Regions from separate parts of the Homo sapiens genome. Here region 1 is linked to region 2. The links are chromatin loops, found by intact Hi-C in ENCODE. Cell type or tissue: PC-3. All regions are shown on one strand. Links, peaks and the distances in the headings refer to the core of each region. The heading gives the core; the rest is flanking DNA.

Evidence for each region. A loop is a pair of places that touch in the nucleus more often than their neighbours do. Peaks named below come from ENCODE experiments on the same cell type or tissue, not always from the same donor. Only the 100,000 strongest peaks of a DNase experiment are listed, where the experiment ranks them.
Region 1: it touches region 2 in a loop (5-fold over the local background); 6 of 110 quality-filtered maps call a loop at or near these places.

The regions. Positions count from the first base shown.
Region 1 is chr2:230,808,444-230,819,437 of GRCh38, forward strand. It overlaps CAB39 (calcium binding protein 39), which reads left to right. Exons shown (of 9, transcript NM_016289.4): 6 at 1,820-1,879; 7 at 5,606-5,671; 8 at 9,311-9,454; 9 at 10,073-10,994. The coding sequence ends at 10,261. Among named protein-coding and RNA genes, the nearest start is that of ITM2C, 51 kb to the right of the region's middle. In PC-3, for the core only: a CTCF peak has its summit at 6,363 (motif pointing left); no DNase peak of the experiment used is centred there.
Region 2 is chr2:230,612,605-230,623,598 of GRCh38, forward strand. No RefSeq gene overlaps it. Among named protein-coding and RNA genes, the nearest start is that of LINC01907, 82 kb to the right of the region's middle. RefSeq lists an enhancer at 2,582-2,701. In PC-3, for the core only: no CTCF peak of the experiment used is centred there; a DNase peak (open chromatin) is centred at 4,777; H3K27ac peaks cover 1,761 bases.

The sequences.
Region 1 (10,994 bases), core at 1,597-9,596, 200 kb after region 2:
CATGTTAAATGGTGCTGTCCGTACTTGATAACATTCCCCTTCAGGTCCTCATGTTCCTCTCTCTGCATCTGTGACCCCATGGACCACGGTACGAAGATAATGGAAATTCTCTTACCACTTTCTTCTTCTCCTTCCCCTGGAGGGGAAACGTTGTAGCACTTCTTGCCAAACTCTTGAGTGTACTCAGAATAAACTTCAGGTTTTTAATATGGCCTGTTGAATCCTCAAGGAGGATTTGGGAAAAATTGGGTAGGTCCTTCCTGGCCATCCCTGTTATGATCAGGAAATATAACACATACCCTATCCAGCAGTTTGAACAACTGTAAATCTTTGGGGTGGGGTTAGAAACCTTCTCAAAAGCATACTTTGAAGATTGCTGAATGTGATGTTTTTCCAGACATGTTCCCTGATTTTATTGGTTCATTCATTGATTTATTAAATATTAAGCACTTACTATGCACTGGGCACTGCATAGGTGCTGGGGATTCAAAGGTTAATGAAAACAGACACGATCCTGGTATTTATGGAACTTACAGTGTAGCATAAGAGAGACTTGAATCAAATAATCCCACAAACCAGTGTAGAGTCACAGCTATGTCCAGTGCTTTTGTGCTGGTGACCAATCAGGAGGAGTTGAGGTCCGAAAGACGAACAGTAGGTAACCACGCAGTGGGGAAAGCCTGTACAGAGGCCCTTTCGGGAAGGGCTTTCACAGAAAGTAGGTGACAAAAGAGCTCCCTGTGCAGTCTAGGACCTGACATCTGGAGTGAGCTGTGGCACTTCCCTCGTTTGCTTGACCATGGGACATTTCTTAAAGCGTTTCTCAGAACCAGTGTTTCATTTCAGCATACTTCAAGAAACACTAGTTCTTTGTAACCTGGGCAACCTTCAAACATAAACAGGAACGAAAACTAGGAAAGGTGGTTGGGAGAAAGGCGATGATTGGCGCTATCTTCTTTAGCAGTGGTACGAAGGACCTCAATCCATTAGTTTACCAGCTACTGGCCAGGCCTTCCTGCTGTCACTTGTTCCCATTCTCTTTCCCACCCAGTGAGACCAAGGCTAGTCCTTTGCTAACTTCTAGGTCCTTGAAGGCAGGGATCATATCTTTTTGTCTTTGAAGCCCTAGCACCTAGAGTTTTACCTGGCACTTAGTAAATATTTCTGAATGAATGATCCTTGGGAAAGCTATAGGGTGAGGCATAGGGTTCTGTTTCATGGTAATACAAAATCAGACTGGAGGTTCACAGTCGTTGTTAATTCTACGTTATCGTACCAACATTCTGCTTACCTAAAACACACTCTACCTCTAAAAAATTTGCGTTAGCTATGAACCTGAATGTGATTGAACTTAGGAGGAAGAAAATAGAGCCTCTAATCCTTTTTCTAATAAAAGAAATTTCCTCTTTCTCCACCGGGAGCGCTAAGTGGGCGTGGAATTGTTTGACAGTTTACCACTACTGTTAGCTTTGTTTTTGTGTTTTTGTTTTTAAATAACCAGCCCACTTGGGGAGTGTTAACTTTAATTTCACTACAATTCCTTATTCTTTTCCTTTAGTTTATATTTCCATTGCCTTTATCATTTTTTCTAAGAGCTGTAGATCCATGACTCATCATAATCATTAAAATTGCAGTTCCAAATAATTAATGATTTTATTTTGCTCTTATAGAATCAGTGTTTTAATACAATTCATGCTAAAATGTTAAGTATGGTGATTTTTAACAACAGTTTTTATTAGGTAAAATGGTGTGGAATTTAGGATTCGCTTTTTTGAAAACTTGGAGAACAACTGTAAACAATTTTTTTTTCTTTTTGTAGGATTTACTTACAAGACATAAATTGCTCAGTGCAGAATTTTTGGAACAGCATTATGATAGAGTAAGTATATGAAATACTATTTTTAAATAATAAATTGTAACTTTTGTTACCAGAAATGAAAGACTTACATTAGGTTTTTGTACTAGAATATTTATTTTGCATATGTAATGTTTATAAATGGTGCCGTAGTTATTTCTCTACTTAAACAACTTATAGAATATTACTTGGTCAGAAGTAGATCTTTTTGATTGACATACTGCCCTTTGAAGCTTTTATTGCTTTAAAAGAGGAAAATAGAGCATTTTGCTGCTAAAATGATAGTAAAGATAGTAGGAAAATTATCTGACTTTTTAACTTTTCCTTCCTTTTCCATCAGTTGCCCCACATTTCTGCTGCATACAAATAGAGAGAAAGGGAGGCAGCAGCTGATAGGATGAGAGCAGCACTGGCCAGAGGGGACGGGAGCCCGGCTCTGCTCCTGCTCTACTGCTCACTCCTTTGTGGCCATGGCCAAGGCAGTTAACCGCTTGGGGACTTAGAAGTCCGTCCTTATTGTAAAATGAGGACATTGGACTAGCTTGTCGGTAAGGTCCCTTCCAGCACTGAGTCAATGTCAGATGTTCCTGGTAATAGTGTCCCCCAGAGATTTGTCAATGATTTCCAGAGTGCTTGATAGCTTGATTTCCCTAGACCCGCACAACTGCCTCTAGGGCTGCCATGTGAAATGATCTCTTCCACCACTGCCAGTTCTGCCAGCCTCAGGAGGATCTTCCACAATACCCACAAGCACTGTTGTGATGTACTGGTTTAACTACACATCGTCGAAGATTCTGATAGGTACCCGTAAAGAGGTTAGAAGAATGACAATCCACTTAAAACTCCTGTCTATCCTGCAAAATTTGGTTTAGATTTTAATTTTTCCACTACTCATTTAAATTTTTGAAATCCTGAGTATTATTAATACTTCATTATTCACTTTGCTGTTCAAATACATTCTGAGATTCTTAGAGGCAAAAATCTATGCTTGCTTGTTCTTTTGTGGGTTTTTTTCCCTGTCTTTTCCCCCTGCCCTCCACTCCCAGTAAGAACATAACACAACACTGAGCACACAAGTCCTTCATAAGTAGCCTCATAAATGGCTTAAAAATTGCTGGTCCTTTATTTTTATTTCAGCTCATGTGTATTTGGATATGGGTGCGTTTCTTGTATGTTCATTGCTTTAAAATGGCAGTTCTGTCATCATCAGGGCCTTTTTACAGTAGATAGAAGCATGGACTTGAGCCTTGGACTGCCTGGATTCTGGCTGCAAGTCTCAGCCCTACCATGGGCTGGTAGGACTTCAGCAACTGCCTTCATGCACCCTCTGTGCCTTCAGGATCTTCCACCCTGAAGAAAGCTCTTCATATAGTACCTGTCTACTGGGATCATCATGAGGATTAGATAAGAACGTGTATGTGACGTGCATGGCACAGTGCCTGGAACACAGGAAGCACTTAATAAACGTTAGTTCATTTATCATCACCACAAAGATTTTTCAACATACTAGTAATTTAAGGCCTACCAAAGACACAGACTAGCTGATTTCCAAGACATTTGCTACAGTGAAATCTGTTTAATCTTGCAGTAAAATAGCTTCCTACATGTTGTTAATAGATGACATCAGTTAACAGGATTTTAGAAGAACATATGTGAGGCAACAAATCTATAGAAAGCAGTCAGATCTTATAGAGGGAGAAGCAGTGGGGGATGTGGGTAATTTAAAGCCACAGGTGAGGTTATTACACCAAAATAACATGCTCTAAATTCTGATCCAGTTTGGCTCTGAGCTTTCTAATAACCAAAGCGTAGAAAGAAATAAAACAATTAAAAGATGACAGTATTTGTAGAGTAAAATTCATGCTGGCTGCTCAAAAGAAACGTAGCCTTTCCTAGCACTGGGACCTGAAACCGGTTTCTCTCCTTGGCGTTCTTAAAGGAGAGTCAAGTTACAGTATCATGTAGTGGACAGTCATTGCCGTGGCATTGCAGTAAATAAAATGCTCAACTCCGATGCAGTTCCCTGAAAGCAAGTCTTTGAGGAACCCAGAAGTGGGTGGGAGGACAGGTATCTAGGTTTGTTACTTACTCTTTGTCTGTCCTAATACAGAGAAGAAAAAATCTAACATAACCTGAAGGAAACAGGGGCCACATACATACTTTTCAGGCAGTTCTCCATGAAAAGTTTCTTGCAACCAAGCTTATCCAAAGATGCAGCAGAAAATCTTAACTTGCATTTTCTGTATATATAAGAACTTGAGATGTATATATTTTGTTACTGATTAAAAGCAGGTCCAGTTGTTTTGATCATCAGTTTGATGATAATTTGAGAAGGTAGACTTAACAGCTTTTTCTGAAAAGAGAGAAATCTAACTCAAATACATACCAAATAGATGGCCAGCTCACCTCTGCCAAGAGGCAGGCAGAAGAAATAATGTATAATTCTGTGTTAGCTCTAAACCAAGAAGGCCAGAAAGCAAATTTTTGAGGCTTTGTAAGCCATGTGGTCTCTGTTGACTCTCCTGTCTGTTGTTCTATGAAAGCAGCTGTAAATAATACATAAACTTTTCAGTGAATTCATGTTCAGTAAACAAACGAGCATGGGATGTGTTCCAGAAAAACTTTTCACAAACAGGCAGCAGGCCATAGTTTGCCATCCCTTGCTCTAGACCACAGATGAATGGCTAATGAGGACCCATCATAAAGCATGGACACCAGTAGTTCTCTCATGGACAGATGACAAAGCAGGCATCCCCCGGCACTCGCGATGACCAAAGGAAAGTCTCAGGAAAGCACGAAGATCCAACAGTCATACTAGTGCTGCAGACTTTCAGAATGTTTTAAACCTATCTGTGGTTTAAACAGACAGACAAAAAATAAAATCTTAAGGCTAACTGGCCTTGTCTACTAGGTTTTTGAAGGATAGCCTTGGCCCCCAAGTGCCTGTCATTTCGGTTTTGTAACTCTGCTTTAATGGGCTTCTAGCCTTCACCATCCAGCAGTGCCACTCTTGTCAGTGACCGCTGTTTTGAAGGTCTAGTGGACCTGTCAGTTCTTAAATTTGTGGCATTTTGTTCTCCCCGGGGCTTCATTCATACTATGTCCTTCCTTTTTTATCTGCCCAGATTCTCTTTTCTCCCCTCCATTTCTGAGTGAAATCCCTCCCATCCGACAGGTCTGAGACTAAGCCCCACCTTCGTTGTCGGCCTGGTTAACACAATGCTGAATTTCTCCTCTCTTAATTTCTATTCCGAATTACTTTTTCTCTTTGCCTGATACATTGAAAGAGCAGATAACTTTTCTCTTTGTGGTTGTGCTTTGAACAAATTGAATTCTTGTTTATATAAAATACGAGTTTTTCAATCTAACATCAAGATATGAGAGCAGACTCAACAAGCAAAAGTGTGAGGGGTATGGGAGTTAGGTTTTGTGCATAGGGAGCTTGGGGTGACAGAGAGGCCTGGATTTAAGCTCTGTCTGCAGGCCTGGCTGGAACTGGGAAGGGGCTCAGTCCCAGGAGCCCTCTTCATGGAAGGGATTGGTGGGATCACCTGAGAGTCTCAGAGCAAACATGTCAGAGGAAGACATGAAAGAGAGTGGCAGGGGAGCCAGGGCAGCTGTTGGCCTTCATGGTGTGAGAAATGTGTCCTTAAGCTAATTTACAATGTTACCTACCAGTCTTTTTTTTTTTTTTTTTTTTTTTTTTTTTTTTTTGGCAATAACCCTGATTTATGTTCTCTTATCTTTTAGTTTTTCAGTGAATATGAGAAGTTACTTCATTCAGAAAATTATGTGACAAAAAGACAGTCACTGAAGGTATGACAGACCATTTTGTATAGCTTATTTCTCTGTACCTTGTGTTTGAAATGTGGATTTGGGGAAAGGGAGATGTGCAGGATGGGTCATAGACCTTTGGGGGAAATAAATACCTTTGCCGAGGGTCAAGATTTTTGCGGAAAGGAATGGAGTTGGACAGTGATCCATGTGGAGCACTTTCCTGCTTCCTAGTAAGGTGGAGACACAGAAAGGGAATGAACGGGAGTTTGAAGAAGACTTCATCTCCTAGCAGTGCATTCTTTGCGATTTTGAGCCATAGTCATATCAGCTAGATGAAGGCACTCCAGGTGCTGTGCTCCTGGGCTGTGGCCTGGGTGGCACAGGCAGGTGTGTGAGGGTGGAGGGAGGCGATGTGCGTGTGAGGCTGTGGACCGTAGACAGGCTTGGCTGCTTTGTATCAAAGCAGGATATCCTTTGCAAGTTAGAATGTTAAATTTAAGATTTAAACTGTAGAACAAGGGTTGGCAAACTACAACCCATGGGCTAAATCCAGCCAGCTGCCTGTGTTTGTAAGTAAAGTTTTACTGGAATAAAGACGTGCTCATTTATTTACATATTGTCTGTGGCTGTTTTGAGCTCCAGCAGCAGAATTAAGTAGATGCCTCAGAGACCCTATGTTCTGCAAAGTCTAAAATATTTACTGTTTGGCCCTTGATAGTTTGCTGACCCCTGCTGTAGAAAGTTCTTATAGCAGTTAAGAAGTGCATACCCTCCACTCTGTCAGTAAGCAGTCCCAACAGGAGATATAGATGAAATCACAAAGGATTTGAGGGGAAAATCATAATTCCATTCAGTTTTTTGCCAGGTCCATTTAAAATTTGACTCTGCCCAGAGTTCTTCCCCTCATGGGTGTCTGGACCGATAATGACCAAGATTCCATCCACTCATCCCCTTCCTACCGTGGGGAAATCTCCCTTGAAGACCTTATCTTTCTGTGGAAAAGACTAAAGGACACTAGGAGCATCTGGAATACTTTGTGTCCTTTGATAGGAACACTCCACCGTCCACATTTTCAATCAGCACTTTCTTTCAGAACAGCATATGCCTTTTTTCCGTGTAAGGCTGTAATTCCTGCAGCAGGGCATCCGTGACAGCCACAGCTGGGGAACAGGCACAGTCCAGCCAGGCCCCTTGCTTTCCATTCATTGCTGTTGCTTGGGCCCCACCTTCCCTGGCTTAGAGGATCATTTGCTGTCCTTTCATCTTTGGGGGGTTGGACAGAACTTCCTGGCAGCTGTGGGAGGAGTTTCTCCTCCCTGGACATCAGTGTGTGAGAGAGTGGAGGTTCCTGGGGCCTCTCCTGCTCTGTGATCCTCAAAGGGCTGAGGTATACTACTCTTGCCAGCAGTTATACAGATGCACACAGTTCACTGGAGTCAGTATCTTCTAAGGCCACAAAGGCCAGACAGGATAGCCTAGGTTAGTAGCTTCTAGGGCCATTGTGGGAGGAAGCTGGGGCCGGGGGTGCAGGGTGGAGGTTATTGGCAAATCCATAAACTTTGACCAAATGTTGGATTCTTGGGCTGTTTGGATAAGGAGAAAGGCCTTCAAGACCCTTCTGCCATTCAGAATTACCAACATGAAAAGAAAGGCTGAGACCACCATTTCCAAGCCCTTAGGAATGGATATAAAGCAAGTTGCTGGCTCCTGCAGTTTATGTTAGCGGTGGGCCTGTGAGTGCCCCATGAACACATGGAGCGGCTTCAGCACCAGCCGTACTTTAAAGATGGATTTTAATTTGTACTCTCTTTTTCGTAGCCACATTGGCATTTATTTATTCCCATATTTATGTCGCCAGCAAATTTATATTCCCTATGCAAGACTCCCAAGTTTTTTAGTAAAGTATTACATGTTTGGGCTGAGTATGGTGGCTCACGCCTGTAATCCCAGCACTTTGGGAGGCCAAGGTGGGTGGATGGATGGAGGTCAGGAGTTCAAGACCAGCCTGGCCAACATGGTGAAACCCTGTCTCTAGCCCCAAAAATTAATTAGCCAGGTGTGGTGGCACAAGCCTGTAGTCCCAGCTACTTGGGAGGCTGAGGCATGAGAATCACTTGAGCTCGGGAGGTGGAGGTTGCAGTGAGCCAAGATTGTGCCACTGCACTCCAGCCTTTGTGACAGAGTGAGACTATCTCAAAAAATAAAAAAAGAATTACATATTTGAAGTCATCTTCCTTCAGATTTTCTTTGGTTTCTGTGATAGAAAAAGAACACGAAAGCTATAAATCACATAATACTAACTTTTCAGTCTTTGTAAGATACTGGTTGCTTCTCACCGTAAGAATAGATTTTGTGATTCACATTGATATGAAGCCTACTCCTTTCAGTTTTTCCTATGAGTTCCTTATAAAGCCTAAGTAAAATAGATTTGTTTTCTTGTACATCAGCTCATTTTTTATTTAATATGATGACAAGTTACTTATCCAGAGATCAGTTACCTGGAAACTTCAAGTATCTAGAACATAGCCAGAAACCCAGAAAGGAAGCAACAAAAGCAATTAAAGCAAAGCCACAGAGCCGCTATTTGCGCCTTTTCTTCCCTTAGCCCTCACTCACTCACATCTCTGCAGATACAGGCCTGATACGTGCTTTGCACACTGATGCTCGTTTCTCACTGCACTCTCCTGAGAGAGAGGCACTGTTCCATTATACAGATGATGGAACCGAGACACAGAGGAGTTCAGTAACGTGCTCAAGATTACAGAGCTCACAAGAAGTAGGGAGCCAGGATTGGAACCCAGGCAGGCTGGCACCAGGGACCAAGCTCTCCACAGCTCTGCCACCGCCCACAAGGACCGCAGCTTGGCACCTGCCCCACTGCCGGCTCTGCACACTCAGCCTTGGCCAGGTTGTTGGCATGTTGACAACCTGAAGAAGTGACTGCTGGTTTTAGGAAAGAGTAAGCCGTGACAGTTTAAAAGTTATGAGTTTATATGATATAACCAACTCTCCAGAAATTAGTAAACCCTTGAAGTAAACAGATGTTTTTTTAGCATTAATTGGTATAATTAGTGATGGTGAGGGGTCAGTAAGAAAACACTGGATTATCTTCAGGAGACCTAAGAAGGAGCAGAAAAATACTCACTTGTGTAAACCTTTCTGAATTAGCTGTGATAAAACGATAACTGTGGCATGTGCAGGGTACACAAATGGAAAACTTTGGACACAAAACCCTTTATCTTGGAAAGTCCCGCTAAATAAAATTTAAAAATAGTTGTTTTAAATTAAGCTAAGGTTTGTGGTTAGTTAACAGGAATAATCAATAACTTTTGACCATTTTCTTGAATAGTTTCTTTTTAGTGAGCTAACACAAATGCACGCTTAAAGGGGAGGCTTTGAGAGTCTCCCACTGGGGCCAAGGGGGCATCTTGAACATCCTCTGCAGAGAGAAGCGTCAGGCCTCCCGTAGACTTCATCTCTCAGGGAAAGGGAGGAAGGCATTCAGGTGGCAGAGAGAAGGCCCTTCGTAGCTTTTAGGTTGTAATTCAGTTCAGTTCTTCGGTCTTTTGAGTGCCTACTAATACTCTATACTTGATGATTATAAAATAAATTGTTTTTTTAAACTTTGATTTTTCTTTAAGTTTTAATAACAAGGTAATTGTTTAAATGTCTTCTCAGCTTCTCGGTGAACTACTACTAGATAGACACAACTTCACAATTATGACAAAATACATCAGTAAACCTGAGAACCTCAAATTAATGATGAACCTGCTGCGAGACAAAAGTCGCAACATCCAGTTTGAGGCCTTTCACGTTTTTAAGGTAGAGTACTAGAAGCATCAGTGATACTGTCCACTGGAATTGTTCGTCGTCTTTCATTCGCAAATAACGGAAATTATTAGCCTCACTCTGGTAATCCAGGTGACTTAATTAAATTCAGTCACTTTTCATATTTGTGTGCTATGACTTTTAAACAGAAAGGTAGACCTGGAAACGGGTTACTGTTTGGATCTGGGAACGAGAAGGTTTGTTCATAGAAGAGTGTCATTTATCTTTGGCCTAGAAGATTAGTAACTGCAAAACAAAAGCATTTCTTAATGCTTTCTGTGGAGGTTTCATTCTTAAAATCCCATCTGACCTCTTGTGCTGAGAAATAATTTCTGCCCATTTTATTCTAAAATCAAAGTCTGTATTTAATACTAAACACTGTGTTGCAGGGCTGGCAGAATGAGTTTATCAGTCGTATTTGTGTTAAAACATGTAATTATTATTTTTTTTTCCAAATTGTAAAATAACGCCTTCTAAAGCAAAACCTAATGACCCTGACTTCAGCGCCATCCCAGGAGAGCACAGCTCTGCTTTTCTGCACTGTGGCCGCAGCTCAGGTGTGGCTGCGTTTTGTCCTTTCTCTGTGCCTCATGTGCGTTTCTCTCCACGCAGGTGTTTGTAGCCAATCCTAACAAGACGCAGCCCATCCTAGACATCCTCCTCAAGAACCAGGCCAAACTCATAGAGTTCCTCAGCAAGTTTCAGAACGACAGGACGGAGGATGAGCAGTTTAACGACGAGAAGACCTATTTAGTTAAACAGATCAGGGATTTGAAGAGACCAGCTCAGCAAGAAGCTTAATCTCCAATAAACATCTATGTTAAATCCAAATTCAGCATTTGCTGTTAGCTATTCAGCATCAGGCACTCTTATTGATTCATGAGGAACATTACTGCTAATCTGCTGTTAAGTGAACGGTTTTTCATTTTACCCTTTTGTTTTTCAGTCCAGGTTGGAGATCGTAGCTGCTGCTGCTTGCACACTAGGGCACATGTGGGCTTTCTCTTGATCTTTGTGTCATTTCAGAATTCAAAGACTGTGCTACGGGAGTTCTGAACATGGCTGGGTTCATGAAGGCAAATGTATGGATGAGAGTGTGGTTTAGGAAAGAGGGCACTGATATCAGATTAGACCTATGTGTTTGCACCCATCTTTGTTGGCGATCTGAGTGCAGTGTGGCAAGTGCACACCTGGCATCCCTGCGTCAGATCGCGCACCTTCAGGTCGCGCACCTTCGCTGAAGGAAGATGACGCAGAGCTTTATCTGAAATCAGAGGGGAGCTATCCAAAATGGGAGTTTGGGGGCAGCTAAAGTTGACATGCGAATAAATTGATACTGAAACTTAGCAACTTCTTAAAAGTGTAAAGAAGCCTCATAAGATCATAAGGAAAATGTATATATGCTTTTCACAGCTTTCTAGAATTTTTTGACATTTGATTTTCTTGAGACTTGTAAACCTGGATATGTTGAAGGGTATTTGTTAATTTTACTTTTCAAAGATACTTTAAAACAGTAGAGCTAGCAATGACACCT
Region 2 (10,994 bases), core at 1,658-9,657:
CGTTTTGTGGAAAAAGAAGCAGCCGCCATAAACAAGAGAACTTCATGTCACAAATCCTGAAAGTTAAAAATCCCAAGCGACAAAGAAATCTTAACGTTTCTTCCCAGCACCAACACAGAATCGTTCATAAATCCTAAATGTTTACTAGATGAAGACTGTGACCGCTTTCAAATGTTCATGATCAGTACTCTTTTCACGTGGCCTTTTTGAAGAATGTTGACTTCGGACCGCAGTGCTTCACCTTCCCACCGCTGCTGAGTGTCACACAGCGTCATCTTCCCTCCCTGCCTGCCATGAGGCCCTTCCTGCTCAGCTGCCCACAGCAAATCATGAAAGGATCACTAGGTTATATTTATAATTTTCAAAAACTTTAGAAACATACAAATATAAAATGAACATGTCAATGGTTTGATTCAAATCATTCATTAAACAAGGGAACCAGAAATAGGTTAAAACTGGTTCAAAGGAGAACTTGAAGAATTGAGATTTACATTGTCAGTCCAGTCAAAGGAATGCTGAAACAAATTTGCTAATATATGCAAAGCTGGTTAATATACTACTACACAACAAACTATATAAATCATCTTTTCTACAAGACAGTAAAAAATTATATCTCTCCAATGCAAAATGCATTTTCATTGTTATGGGCTAGAATCATTTACAAAACCTTCAAATAAGAATCTTCATATTATTATTCCTTTTCTGCAAGTTAACCTCTACCTCTTAGAGTTGTAAAATACCCTGGCTAATAAAGTTAATCAAAATTACATAGCAACCACTGCATTGAAGGAATACTCAGTCATCTCTTTTATTTTATTTGATATTATTTTATTTTATTTTATTTTATTTTATTTTATTTTATTTTATTTTATTTTATTTTATTTTATTTTGAGATGGAGTCTCACTTTGTCACCCAGGCTGGAGTGCAGTGGCGCAATCTCGGCTCACTGCAACCTCCGTCTCCGGGGTTCAAGCAATTCTCCTGCCTCAGCCTCTCGAGTAGCTGGGATTACAGGTGCCCACCACCACACCCGGCTAATTTTTGTATTTTTAGTAGAGACGGGGTTTCACCATGTTGGCCAGGCTGGTCTCAAACTCCTAACCTCAGGTGATCCACCCGCCTAGGCCTCCCAAAGTGCTGGGATTACAGGCATGCACCACCGCATCTGGTAATCTCAGTAATCTGTTAATTCTTCTTGAAAATGTATACATTAAAGTGTGTGGACTTGATGTGTTAAGGAACTGGGCCATTAGTCTCCAGCCTTCTCCTCTCTGGAAATGGGGTTTATGTAAATGCCAAAGCTCCTTTATAAGTTCTGAGCCCCTCAGTAGTTTTTCCCCTATAAAACTGGGTTTTGCTCAGGTGCATTTCTGCTAGCTAGGAGGCAGCTTGAAGTCCTGGCAAGCCAGGCTGGCATTCTAGAGAGTTCAGTGTAATCACAACACAGAAGAGTACCTGGGCCTGGCCTTCCTGGAGACATATCAGGGAGGCCCTTGGAGCAAACTTTTTCTATACAGGACCAGATAGTAAATATTTTAGACTTTGCAGGTCGTAAAGTTTCTGTAGCAACTACTCAACTCTGCCACTGTAGCGCAAAAGCAGCCTTAGACCACATATGAATAAATGGGCACGGCCGTGTTCCAATAAAACTTTATTTACAAAACAGGCCATGGGCTGGATTTGGCATATGGACCACAATTTGTCTACCTCTGGTAGAGAGAATACAGGAGCTTTCATTCATTCACACAGTTAATATTAGCTGTGATCCTAAGTGAGCCATACCTAAACCGATCCCATCCCTGCCTTCACGGAGCTCCTGGTGTGGTGGAACGCATAGTTTACATAAGGAATTTTAATACAGGGTAATAGCAGAGATGGCAAGTCAGACAAACCTAGTCCAATGAGAAAACACCACTTAAGTTGAAACATAAATACTTACTAAGATGCTGAATTTGAGGTCCTTGTGACATATCCAAGTAGCAGTGTCATTGGACAGGTGTTTATAATAAGTCTACAGCTCAGAAAGCCAGCCCGGGTCGGGCGCGGTGGCTCACGCCTGTAATCCCAGCACTTTGGGAGGACGAGGCGGGCAGATCACCTGAGGTCAGGAGTTTGAGACCAGCCTGACCAACATGAAGAAACCCAGTTTCTATTAAAAATACAAAATTAGCCGGGTGTGGTGGCACAGGCCTGTAATCCCAGCGACTCTGGAGGCTGAGGCAGGAGAATTGCTTGAACCCAGGAGGCGGAGGTTGCAGTGAGCCGAGATCGTGCCATTGCACTCCAGCCTGGGCGACAGAGTGAGACTCCGTCTCAAAAAAAAAAAAAAAAAAAGAAAGGCAGCCTGGGCTGCAGATCAGATCTGGAAGCCACTGAAGCCTCGGGGGTGGCTGACGTTGCCTGGGAGGGTGAGTGGGCAAGAGGAGCTGTGTGAGTGACTACACCCTGTGCTTCTCAAACTTGAGCGCACAGCTCACTCACCTGGAGGGCTTCTCAAAACACAGATTGTGGGGCCCCGCCCCCTAAGTCTCAGATTCAGTACATCTGGTTCGAGGCCAAAGAATTTGCATTTCTTTCAAGTTCCCAAAGAAGAAGGTACATCTGGAGTCTAGTCAAGTTTTGAGAAAAGGGCTTTTCATTACAAGCAGAGTGTAACCAGGAAAGATGGCTCCTTGTACCCACCAGAGGAATAAAAACATCTTTTAAGAAAAGTCTAAGATTCTGACATTTTGGTTACAAAGTCAAGAAATAAGCTCCACCTAAAAAAAATCATCATCATTGGCCGGGCGCAGTGGCTCACGCCTGTAGTCCCAGCACTTTGGAAGGCTGAGGTGGGTGGATCACGAGGTCATGAGATTGAGACCATCCTGGCTAACACTGTGAAACCCCGTCTCTATTAAAAAATACAAAAAATTAGCCGGGCATGGTGGCGGACGCCTGTAGTCCCAGCTACTCAGCTACTCGGGAGGCTGAGGCAGGAGAATGGTGTGAACCTGGGAGGCAGAGCTTACAGTGAGCAGAGCTTGCGCCACTGCACCCCAGCCTGGGCGACAGAGCGAGACTCCATCTCAAAAAAAAAAAAAAAAAAAATTCATCATCATGAGATGCATCCATTTCACTGGCATTAGTCATCTGAGACTATCTAATGCAGAGCAATAAATTCTTTCCATGATGCTGGATATCTCTTGGACCTCCCTGTAAATAATTTTTTTTTTTCTTCTTGAGATGGAGTTTCACTCTGTCACCAAGGTGGGAGTGCAGTGGCGAGATCTCGGCTCACTGCAACCTCCCCCTTCTGGGTTCAAGCAATTCTCCTGCCTCAGCCTCCAGAGTCGCTGGGATTACAGGCACCAGTCACCATGACTGGCTAATTTTTTTTCGTATTTTTAGTAGAAAGGGGGTTTCACTACATTGGCCAGGCTGATCTCGAACTCCTGACCTCAGGTGATCTGCCTGCCTCGGCCTCCCAAAGTGCTAGGATTACAGGCATGAGCCACCGCACCTGGCCCCTGTAAATAATTTTTTTTTTTTTTTTGAGATGGAGTCTCGCTCTGTCACCCAGGCTAGAGTGCAGTGGCGCAGTCTCAGCTCACTGCCAGCTCCGCCTCCCGGGTTCATGCCATTCTCCTGCCTCAGCCTCCCGAGTAGCTGGGACTACAGGTGCCGGCCACCATGCCCAGCTAATTTTTTTTGTATTTTTAGTAGAGACATGGTTTCACCATGTTAGCCAGGATGGTATCAATCACCTGACCCCATGATCCACCTGCCTCGGCCTCCCAAAGTGCTGGGATTACAGGCATGAGCCACCACGCCCGGCCCCTGTAAATAATTTTTAAAGAGGCAACCTCGATGGGCACTGATCAGTGAAACAGAGGTCATTAGAGCGCTTGCTATCTGAAGGCGGAAATCCTCCATCCACTGGGCAACACTAGCCCTTGACTTAATTTCATTACAATGAAGGTGAATTTGGCTCTGGTCACTATCGCTCCAGCTCAGAAAGTATTCTGGCTGCAGTGAGCCCTGGAAGAGACAGATCTGAAAATTTACTGAGGTTAGAATCAAGGCACCTTGGAGTCAGGCAGCCATTGGTTGGATTTCTAAAACTGTCATTTACTTTGAGTGGCCTAGGGCACATTACTTTCATTTTTGTGAGTGTGTGTGGTTTTTGTTTTGTTTTGTTTTGTTTTTTTGAAATGGAGTCTCATTCAGTTGCCCAGGCTAGAGTGTCATCGTGCTACCTCAGCTCACTGCAACATCCACCTCCTGGGTTCAAGCAATTCTCCTGCCTCAGCCTCCCAAGTAGCTGGGATTACAGGTGCACACCACCACGCCCAGCTAATTTTTGTATTTTTAGTAGAGATGGGGTTTCTCCATGTTGGTCACGCTGGTCTCAAACTCCTGACCTCAGGTGAGTCGCCCACCTCGGCCTCCCAGAGTGCTGGGATTAGAGGTGTGAGTCACCACACCTGGCCTAGGGTACATTACTTTCTGCATGCTTGTTTCCTTATATGAGAATATAAATAACTATAGCATTTTTCTGAAAGATAAATTTTTAAAAGTATGTGAAAAGAACAGAATTCTTGGCCTGTGGTAAGTACTCTATAAATGGTAACTATTTTTGCCATTATTTCCATTTTCACTGTTGTTTGGAGAAGAAATGAAAAGTTGAAGAGAGTGTTTAATCAGTTCATAAAGTTGCCAGGGGACTTTAACAGCTCACAAGAGTAAAATGCTAAAAGAGAAAATCTCCAAGCCTTAGGGAAGAAGCTTAAGGGAGTTACACAGGAAGTTTAATGCCCTTTATATTTGTGTGTAATAAACACACATCATAAGAAAGGAATTCCCTTAGCCGGGCGGGGTGGCTCACGCCTGTAATCCCAGCACTTTGGGAGACCGAGGCGGGCGGATCATCTGAGGTCAGGAGTTCAAGACCAGCCTGGCCAATATGGTGAAACTTTGTCTCCACTAAAAACACAAAAATTAGCCGGGCGTGATGGCACATGCCCATAATCCCAGCTACTAAGGACGCTGAGGCAGGAGAATCTCTTGAGCCCGGGTGGTGGAGGTTGCAGTGAGCTGAGATGGCGCCACTGCACTCAAGCCTGGGTGACAGAGCGAGACTCCGTCTGGAAAAAAAAGAAAAAAGAAAAAAAAATCATTTCATTTCCAAACTTATAAATAACTGGCAACAAGTATTTTTGCAGAAAGCACTAGAGCAAAGTACTCTCCATCACAGCTGAAAAAGGGTTTTATTTAACTTGGAACAGCTGCAGGCACAGAGACTGAAATGTTCCTGCCATTGAACATTGAGTTAGGGAGTTCCCAGCTACACAGGGCAGGGCAGCATCTCTGTAGGACACCTGGAACCAAATGGGCTGAACTGGAACAGAATGAAAGAGAAATCCAGGTGGGACCAGAGAAGTAACTATTCCAAAGCCCTGCTCAGGTGAGTTTTGACTCAAGAAGAATCAGAAATCAGAAGTTCATCTTGGGGCTTCCTATATCTATTAATTTTCTGTTGTCTTTTTTTTTTTTTTTTTTGAGACAGAGTCTCACTCTGTCACCCAGGCTGGAGTGCGTGATCTCAGCTCACCGCAACCTCCGCCTCCCGGGTTCAAGCAATCCTCCCACCTCAGCGTCCCAAGTAGCTGGAGCTACAGGTGCCTGCCACCATGCCCAGCTAATTTTTGTATTTTTAGTAGAGACAAGGTTTCACCATGTTGGCCAGGATGGTCTTGAACTCCTGGCCTCAAGTGATCTGCCCACTTCAGCTTCCCAAAGTGCTGGGATTACAGACATGAGCCACTGCGCCTGGACTTGTTGTCTTAAACTCTTAAGTTAGAGAACTTTCCAGGTCATGGCTAAGACAGACATATTGACCAGAGACACCATCAAAACACTTGCAGCCCAAACTGTGAAGTCATTTCAATATGACACCCAGTGACTCCTTTTGCAATTGTCATTCTCAACCCATTTACACTCTTTCTTCTTATAAGAAGAGATTTTTTGGCTGGCTGCAGTGGCTCACACCTGTAATCCCAGCACTTTAGGAGGCCGAGGCAGGCAGATTTCTTGAGTCCAGGAGCTCAACACCATCCTGGACAACATGGCAAAACCCTGTCTCTACAAAAAATACAAAAATTAGCTTGGCATGGCAGTTCACAACTGTGGCCCAGCTACTCAGGAGGCTGAGGTGGGAGGATTGCTTGAGGCTGGGAGGCAGGTTTCAGTGAGCTGTGATCATGCCACTGCACTCCAGTCTGGTCAAAAGAGTGAAGCCCAGAAGAAAGAGAAAGAGAAGAAAAGAGAAGGAAGAGAAGGGAAGGGAAAGGAAAGGAAAGGAGAAGGAAGAGAGAGAGAGAGAAAGGAAAGAAAGAGAGAGAAAGAGAAGGGAGGGAGGGAGGGAAGGAAGGAGGGACGGAGGGAGGTAAGGAAGGAAGGAAGGAAATGAAGGGGAAACAAAGGAAGAAAGAAAGGGAAAGGAAAGGAAGAGAGAGAAAGAAAAAAAGAGAAAGGAAAGGGAGGGGAGGGGAGGGGAGAGGAGAGGAGGGGAGAGGACGGGAGGGGAGGGGAGGGGAGAAGAGAAGAGAAGAGAAGAGAAGAGAAGAGAAGAGAAGAGAAGAGAAGAGAAGAGAAGAGAAGAGAAGAGAAGGTCACTTCCAAGATGGCCAAATAGCAACAGCTCCAGTCTGCAGCCCCTAGCGAGATCAATGCAGAAGACGGTTGATGTCTGCATTTCCAACTGAGGTACCTGGTTCATCTCACTGGGACTGGTTGGACAGTGGATACAGCCCATGGAGGGTGAGCTGATGCAGGGCAGGGTGTCGCCTCACCTGGGAAGTGCAAGGGGTTGGGGGATTTCTCCTTCCTAGCCAAGGGAAGCCATATGACAGACTGTACCTGGAGAAATGGTATACTTCTGACCAAATACTGCACTATGCCCACAGTCCTAGCAACTGGCAAACCAGCAGATACCCTCCCATGCCTGGCTCAGCGGGTCCCATGCCAACAGAGCCTTGCTCACTGCTAGCACAACAGTGTGAGATCAACCTGCGATGCTGTAGCTGGACGAGCGGAGGGGAGTCCGTCATTGCTGAGGCTTGACTAGCTCACAGTATAAACAAAGAGGCCTGGAAACATGAACCGGGCGGAGCCCACCTCAGCTCAGCAAGGCCTACTGCCTCTATAGATTCCACCTCCGGGGGCATGGCATAATAGAACAAAAGGCAGCAGACAGCTTCTGCAGGCTTAAATGTCCCTGTGTGACAGCTCTGAAGAAAGCAGTGGTTCTCACAGCATGGCATTTGAACACCAAGAACAGACAGACTACCTCCTCAGTTAGGTCCCTGACCCCCATGTAGCCTGACTGGGGAACACCTCCCAGTAGGGGCCAACAGACACCTCAAACAGGCGGGTGCCCCTCTGGGACAAAGCTTCCAGAGGAAGGATCAGGCAGCAATATTTGCTGTTCTGCAGCCTCTGCTGGTGATACCCAGGCAAACAGGGCCTGGAGTGGACCTCCAGCAAACTCCAACACACCTGCAGCTGAGGGGTCTGATTGTTAGAAGGAAAACTAACAAATGAAAAAAATAGCATCAACATCAACACAAAGGACATGCACACCAAAACCCCATCTGTAGGTCACCAACATCAAAGACCAAAGGTAGATAAAACCACAAAGATGGGGAGAAACCAGAGCAAAAAAGCTAAAAATTCCAAAAAACAGAGCGCCTCTTCTCCTCCAAAGGATCGCAGCTCCTCGCTAGCAAGGGAACAAAACTGGACAGGGAATGATTTTGAAGAGTTGACAGAAGTAGGCTTTAGAAGGTCAGTAATAACAAACTTCTCCAAGCTAAAGGAGCGTGTTCTAACCCATTGCAAGGAAGCTAAAAACCTTGAAAAAAGGTTAGATGAATGGCTAACTAGAATAAATACTAGAGAATACCTTAAATGACCTGATGGAGCTGAAAACCATGGCACGAGAACTTCGTGATGCATGCACAAGCTTCAATAGCTGATTCGATCAAATGGAAGAAAGGATATCAGTGATTGAAGATCAAATTAATGAAATAAAGCAAGAAGACAAGATTAGAGAAAAATGAGTGAAGACAAACGAATAAAGCCTCCAAGAAATATGAGACTATGTGAAAAGACCAAATATACATTTGATTACTGTACTGGAAAGTGACAGGGAGAAGGGAACCAAGTTAAAAAACACTCTTCAGGATATTATCCAGGAGAACTTCCCTAACCTAGCAAGGCAGGCCAACATTCAAATTCAGGAAATACAGAGAACACCACAAAGATACTCCTCCAGAAGAGCAACCCCGAGACACATAATTGTCAGATTCACCAAGGTTGAAATGAAGGAAAAAAAGTTAAGGGCAGCCAGAGAGAAAGGCTGGGTTACCCACAAAGGGAAGCCCATCAGACTAAGAGTGGATCTCTCGGCTGAAACCCTACAAGCCAAAAGACAGTGGGGGCCAATATTCAACATTCTTAAAAAAAAAAAAAAACAATTTTCAAACCAGAATCTCATATCCAGCCAAACTAAGCTTCATAAGCAAAGGAGAAATAAAATCCTTTACAGACAAGCAAATGCTGAGAGATTTTGTCACCACCAGGCCTGCCTTACAAGAGCTTCTGAAGAAAGCACTAAACATGGAAGGCAACAACCAGTACCAGCCACTGCAAAAACATGACAAATGGTAAAGACTATCGACGCTATGAAGAAACTGCATCAATTAACGGGCAAAATAACCAGCTAACATCATAATGACAGGATCAAATTCAAACATAACAATATTAGCCTTAAATGTAAATTGGGCTAAATGTCCCAATTAAGAGACACAGACTGGCAAAGTGGATAAAGAGTCAAGACCCATCGGTGTGCTGTATTCAGGAGACCCATCTCACATGCAGAGACACACATAGGCTCTAATAAAGGGATGGTGGAAGATCTACCAAGCAAATGGAAAGCAAAAAGAAAAGCAGGGTTTGCAATCCTAGTCTCTGATAAAACAGACTTTAACCATAACCAAAACAAAGATCAAAAGAGACAAAGAAGGCCACTACATAATGGTAAAGGGATCAATTCAACAAGAAGAGCTAAGTATCCTAACTATATATGCACCCAATACAGGAGCACCCAGATTCATAAAGTAAGTCCGTAGAGACCTACAAAGAGACTTAGACTCCCACACAATAATAATGGGAGACTTTAACACCCCACTGTCTATATTAGACAGATCAATGAAACAGAAAGTTAACAAGGATATCCAGGACTTGAACTCAGCTCTGGACCAAGCAGACGTAATAGACATCTACAGAACTCTCCACCCCAAATCAACAGACTATAACTTCTTCCAAGCACCACATCACACTTATTCTAAAATTGACCACATAATTGGTAGTAAAATACTCCTCAGCAAATGTAAAAGAACAGAAATCACAACAAACTGTCCCTCAGACCACAGAGCAATCAAATTAGAACTCAGGATTAAGAAATTCAATCAATCGGCCGGGCGCGGTGGCTCACGCCTGTAGTCCCAGCACTTTGGGAGGCCGAGGCGGGTGGATCATGAGGTCAGGAGATCGAGACCATCCTGGCTAACAGGGTGAAACCCCGTCTCTACTAAAAATACAAAAAATTAGCCGGGCGCAGTGGCGGGCGCCTGTAGTCCCAGCTACTCGGGAGGCTGAGGCAGGAGAATGGCGTAAACCCGGGAGGCAGAGCTTGCAGTGAGCCGAGATTGCGCCACTGCAGTCCGCAGTCCGGCCTGGGCGACAGAGCGAGACTCCGTCTCAAAAAAAAAAAAAAAAAAAAAAAGAAATTCAATCAATCAAAACCACACAACTACATGAAAACTGAACAACCTGCTCCTGAATGACTACTGGGTAAATAACAAAATGAAGGCAGAAATAAATATGTTCTTTGAAACCAATGAGAACAAAGACACAACATACCAGTATCTCTAGGACACATTTAAAGCAGTGTGTAGAGGGAAATTTATAGCACTAAATGTCCACAGGAGAAAGCAGGAAAGAGCTAAAATTGACACTTTAACATCACAATTAAAAGAACTAGAGAAGCAAGAGCAAACAAATTAAAAAGCTAGCAGAAGGCAAGAAATAACTAAGATCAGAGCAGAACTGCAGGAGATAAAGACACAAAAAACCCTTCAAAAAATCAATGAATCCAGGAGCTGGTTTTTAGAAAAGATCAACAAAAAGACTGCTAGCAAGACTAATAAGGAAGAAAAGAGAGAAGAATCAAATAGACACAATAAAAAATGATACAGGGGATATCACCACCAATCCCACAGAAATACAAACTACTTCATCAGAAAATACTATAAACACCTCTATGGAAATAAACTAGAAAATCTAGAAGAAATGGATAAGTTCCTGGACACATACACCCTCTCAAGACTAAACCAGGAAGAAGTTGAATATCTGAATAGACCAATAAAAGGTTCTGAAATTGAAGCAATAATTAATAGCCTACCAACCAAAAAAAGTCCAGGACCAGATGGATTCACAGCCAAATTCTACCAGAGGTACAAAGAGGAGCTGGTACCATTCCTTCTGAAACTGTTTCAATCAATAGAAAAAGGGGGAATCTTCCCTAACTCATTTTATGAGGCCAGCATCATCCTGATACCAAAGCCTGGCAGAGACACAACAAAAAAAAAGAGAATTTTACGCCAATATCCCTGATGAACATTGATGTGAAAATCCTCAATAAAATACCAGTAAACCAAATCCAGCAGTGCATCAAAAAGCTTATCCAACAAAATCAAGTTGGCTTCATCCCCAGCATGCAAGGCTGGTTCAACATATGCAAATCAATAAACATAATCCATCACATAAACAGATCCAATGGCAAAAACCACATGATTGTCTCAATAGATGCAGAAAAGGCCTTTGACAAAATTCAACAGCCTTCCATGCTAAAAACTCTCAATAAACTAGGTATTGATGGAACGCATCT